2 separate regions of the Homo sapiens genome follow, and region 2 is linked to region 1. Evidence: chromatin loops called from intact Hi-C (ENCODE). Cell type or tissue: heart left ventricle. All regions are shown on one strand. Region 1 overlaps IQCJ-SCHIP1 (IQCJ-SCHIP1 readthrough). Region 2 has its middle 44 kb from the start of MFSD1.

The links. Hi-C counts contacts between places; a loop is a spot of excess contacts. Peaks named below come from ENCODE experiments on the same cell type or tissue, not always from the same donor. Only the 100,000 strongest peaks of a DNase experiment are listed, where the experiment ranks them.
Region 2: a loop joins it to region 1, with 3 times the contacts of the local background. A loop is called at or near these places in 17 of 110 quality-filtered maps.

Annotation. Positions count from the first base shown.
Region 1 is chr3:159,817,085-159,819,584 of GRCh38, reverse strand. All of the region lies in intron 4 of IQCJ-SCHIP1 (IQCJ-SCHIP1 readthrough), which reads right to left. The region is part of intron 2 of SCHIP1 (schwannomin interacting protein 1); the gene reads right to left. All of the region lies in intron 1 of LOC101928351 (a long non-coding RNA gene), which reads left to right. Among named protein-coding and RNA genes, the nearest start is that of IQCJ-SCHIP1-AS1, 50 kb to the right of the region's middle. In heart left ventricle, a CTCF peak has its summit at 1,114; a DNase peak (open chromatin) is centred at 994; H3K27ac peaks cover 593 bases.
Region 2 is chr3:158,844,471-158,846,970 of GRCh38, reverse strand. No RefSeq gene overlaps it. Among named protein-coding and RNA genes, the nearest start is that of MFSD1, 44 kb to the right of the region's middle. RefSeq lists an enhancer at 797-1,091. In heart left ventricle, a CTCF peak has its summit at 1,016 (motif pointing left); no DNase peak of the experiment used is centred here.

The DNA.
Region 1 (2,500 bases):
ATGCAAGTGACAGTCAAGCAGATAAAGAGCAGTGCCATTTACTTTTAGTAGTGATGCTGGGCTTTTTTCTTTCTGTTTTTGTTTTGTTTTGTTTTTTGCCTCAGAAGATTTACATATATGGGTTGGGGAAGGTAGGTGGTTTTAAAATACGTCCCTAAATTCTTTGATATTCTTCCCTTGAAAAGGAGAGCTTAATTCCCTTCCCCTTAAGTGTGGGCTGGATATAGTGACTTTATTCTACAGAAACAAAAAGCAGAAGTGACATACCTGCTACCACAGAGGCTAGGTCAAAAGAGGCACAGCAGCTTCATCCATCCATCTCTTTCTTCCTCTCTCTCTCTCCCCCAAGCTCCCACACTCTTTCTTTCTCTCTGATCACCAGCACTGGGGGAAGTTATCTGCCATGTCATGAAAACACACAAACAGCCCACGGAGAGGGCCACGTGGTGAGGAATTGAGGGCTCCAGCCTCCAGTCATGTGAATGAGGAGGACCCTCCAGCAGTTCCAGTCAAGCTTTCAGATGACTGCAGCCCCAATGCACATTCTGCCTAAAGTGTCATGAGAAATTCTGTGCCACAAACACCAGCTAAGCAGCTCTGGGATTCCTGATGATCAGAAATTGTGAGATAGTAAATGTCTGTTTTTTTAAACTGTAGTAAACTATTATTTATACAGCAATACACAACTAAGACAGAGGGTAAGGACCACACAGTTAATTTTTTTTCAATTAAAATTAAGAACTTGGAATATATAATTTTGTTAATCTACAAAAGCCAAATGCTGTCAAAAAGGAAAAGGACCTGTGATATGACCATGGACTAGAGCAGGGCCTCCATGCTGGACACAGCTGACCTTTGCTCTGTGACCTTGGACAGGCTGCTCCAGCAAGTGCTGCTTGCAGTATGAAGGCTGCATAAGATCAGGATTGCAAAGCCCCTGGCACAGCTCCTGGTGCTGATGACAGACAGCATGCTGGTAGCAGGGGCAGTGGTTCCCTGCCCCAGGCTTCCCTACGGTCACACAAAGGCTCTGCTGCGGGCAGGTGGCCCCACTGGCCCTGCAGATTCCCAGGCAGTGCTCTACCACGGCTCCACACTGCCCCTTCCTGGGGAGGATGACACAAAGCTGAGGTGATTAGTAAATCCTCAGAGGGGAGATAGAGGAGAGAAGCTGGTGACAAAATGTCAGGAGGTTTCCAAGTGATCAATGCTGCACTTTGCCTGCTCTTTTCTACTTTGAATCTCAGAGTGTTATTGTCCCCACTTTAAAGTCTACCCAACTATTTGTTTACAGCTTTTCAACCACTTTCTCTCCCCAGAACTTTAGCATTAGGCACAGCACTCTGGGGCCATACGATAAGAGCATAGAAGGTGCTACTTTGATGTAAAATGCCTTCTTCATCTACATCATTTGAGGATGCATGAAATTTCCACACCACAGCAGCTTACTCCTCGATCCACACTCCTGTCCTGCTTGGGTGTAAGATATGCTGGCTTTGTGAACACTCCTTGGCTGATTATTGTGGAGAGGGCTGTTGTCTGACTTGAGGGTCTACCTCTAGGCTTCAGTCTACTGCAGCTGCTGATGGCCTGTCTCACCATTGGATAAATAAAAGGGGACTGCATGTTTATTTTTAAGTTTGGGTTTTGGGCTGTAGCACACTGTAGGTGGATATGTGTAAAAAGGAAAATCAAAACAATGAGGGCCCTAGGGAGGGTCTGGGAAACCTACTTTATTCCCAAGGCCGTTCAAACCAAGGCTTAGACTTAGAGCCTGTGACTGGCGGGTCTTGCACACAGTAAGAATACAGCGACAAAAGCACAATGAGGAATTTCACCAGAAGGTAACAGGTTACACTCCATTCCTTCTCTGTTGTCAGAAACAAAACAAAACAAAAACTCTAGCTGAAAAGAAGTATTAATCTACTCAGTACTTTGCCAAAGGGTCCCATGGGTTAACTTTAATCTAATCTAATTAGTAGAAGAAAGTATTCTTTTTTTTTAGTAATCCATGAAGAAAAACAAGCCAAAGTTCAGGCATTTTAAAAAGTCAGCTACAGAAGTACAGATACGGGCAAACACCCAGAGTGGCCACACAAAAGTGAGGAAACTGCTTTAAACCCAGCTAAGCACTCTAAGTGGTTCTCTTTCATTGGAAACCAGATGCAATTCAGTGTCCAGGTTGCTTTGTACCACAGTGAAGTCATTAGAATCTGCTCAGTGCTGCTGTCATTGACAATGCACCTCTCCTCGACCCCGCCACCCGCAGCCCGCCACCCCACCCCATTGCTTGCTTTTCTCCTTCAGACTTCACCAGCCATGCAAAGCAATCATTCTTAGTCTGCAAAAGAAAATTCTTTACCTAAGTATTGGTTATATTTCTGATGTTGATGGGTCACTATTAGCTTAGTTTTATTCATCATAGGTATTTAATTCCTTCATTTAATCCACGCATATTTATTAAGCGCTTGAGATAAATGCAGGCATGGTAACAGGCTCA
Region 2 (2,500 bases), 970 kb after region 1:
GTCAGATCCTTGTAAACAGAACACAAAAATGTGCAAGCTGCTGTACAAATTAATTATTGAAATTAAGTACTCACTGTCTCTAGAAAGTCTTCTAAATTATTTAAAGAACCCAATTTGCTTTGATTGTGAAAAAATAAAAGCCCTTGGATTCCCATATTTCAGGACAATTCAAACATGGAAGAGGGGCCCAGGTACAGAGAAAATGTAAGCCTACGTTGTAAAAATATAATACAAAATCATTAAAAAGCTAACATCAGTGCCGTTTATGATCAGACTCAAGGTATATCTTAAACTGAGTATAGGGTTGCTATGTGTCTACAGCCATGCCACCTTAAATGCGCCTGATATCAGAAGCCAAGCAGGGTTGGGCCTGGTTAGTACTTGGATGGGAGAGGGGTCTCACTCTTGTCAGTTTTTATTTTAATATTATATATTATCTTTCTTTTTATTATCTCCAGATCATGCTTTTTGAGCTAGGGTTCTGTCATCTATGACAGAGGTGCTATATCTAGTGACTTGAGAGATGACTTGCTATTTTATTTCCATGTCTTTCTTCTTCCAGGTGGTGGTGACAGGCACTGGAGGGACAAGTAGGTAAGAAAACATTCCCCGGAAATCTGGGAACTTGCTGAATCTTTGCTTTGTAAAAAGTCCAGGCTTTCCCCAAATCACCACAGACATGACTTCTACTTAACCTCTCTGAACCTCAGTTTCCTCAGCTGTAAAATGGGGGAAAGGTGCCTGCCATGCCTATCTCACGGGATAGTCTGAAGAATCATCCCAACAGGCAGCTTTCAACTGGCTACACTCTATTCCTTTGTGTGAACCTAACATAGTAACTGCAGACAACAGACCAATAGGAGATTCTTTGATCGGTGGGATTTTTTTACATGTCTTCAATGAATCATATCTCTTTCACAGCTGCTATACCTGGACAAGACCCTAATTCTGGCTTCCATTTCTGGGGTTGAGGCGGGGCAGCAGGTAGCGGGAGGGATTGTAACCTGTTGGTCTTTATTGCCACCTAGTGGTCAGGTGGACAAATAACATCAAGTTATCCAGTGGATTTGAAGCACGTTAGAAAATTAATTCCAAAAAAACCACCTGCTACTTTAATCCACCACCTAATTAATTGTACACAGGGGGCCCCCCTTATATAAACCTGTTAAAAATCAAGTAATTATGCTGTGATGTAAATAAGTCCCTAGTTCATCTTTGCAAATTAAGAATTGTACATATGAATCAAGTTATTATTTTTAAAAACTTATAAAAACAAACTTTTACTGTCTGAAGGCATTTATGAGACTCCATCAAATGGTTTCATTTGTTCAAGATATTCTCCAGATGGAGATAAAATATTAAATGCTAAAGTCAACTCACAGATTTAAATCCATGTGTTCACATGGCAGAGAGAGCAAGCTTTCTGGTGTCCCTTTGTTTCTGTTTTGTTGTTGTTGTTGTTGCTGTTGTTGTTTTCCCTGAGACGGAGTCTCACTCTGTCTCCCAGGCTGGAGTCCAGTGGCACAATCTTGGCTCACTGCAACCTCTGCCTCCCGGGTTCAAGCAATTCTCCTGCCTCAACCTCCCGAGTAGCTGGGATTTCAGGCGCTCGCCAACACGCCCTGCTAATTTTTGTATTTCTAGTAATGATGGGGTTTCATCATGTTGGCCAGGCTGGTCTCGAACTCCAGACCTGAAATGATCCTCCCACCTCTACTTCCCAAAGAGCTGGGATTACAGGCATGAGCCACCGTGCCCAGCCAGTGTTCCTTTTAATAAGAACACCAATCATATCAGATTAGGCCCCATCCTTATGACCTCAGTTAACCACAATTACTTTCTTACTCCAAATACAGTCACGTTGGGGTTAGGGCTTCAACATATGAATCAGTGGTGGATAAAATTGGGTCCACAGACAGTAACAGACAGGGATAAAGTGACCCTGTCCATCCTGGGGTAGCAAAGCCACACCTGCCCTCCCACCCAGCCACATAAACCAAAGAGCTCAGGTCTCCAGGTTACCACTGTCTCTAAAAGAGGCAGAGGGAAGAGAGGGAAAGAGAAAATGTGTGGGTTCTCTCCCTCGTGGCAGCCCTGTGGGGCACTTGCCTCTCTTCTAGGTAATTCTCACAGCAGTCTCCCCAGAAAGGGATTGTCTCATTTTACAACAGCTGAGGAAATCATGGCTCAGAGATATGGTGAGCGCTTTAGAAGGCATACTTGTTCCTGGCACAGGTGGGATTTGAGCACTTCTCACTACCCCAAAACAGTCCTTTGAAGGGCATTAGCCCATGGGCCAGATCAGAGTACTGCCTACTAGACTAGGGGTCCTAATAGGCCCTAGAGGATTCTCTGACCCTCAATCTCCTCATCATAAAACAGGGGTAATAATGTTTTGCTCACAAGGTTGTTCTGAGGATTAAGTAAGATCATGTGGGTGGACTGCCAGACCCAAGCCAGTGCTAAATCATGGTGGATTCCCGCCTCGGCTTCCCTCCAA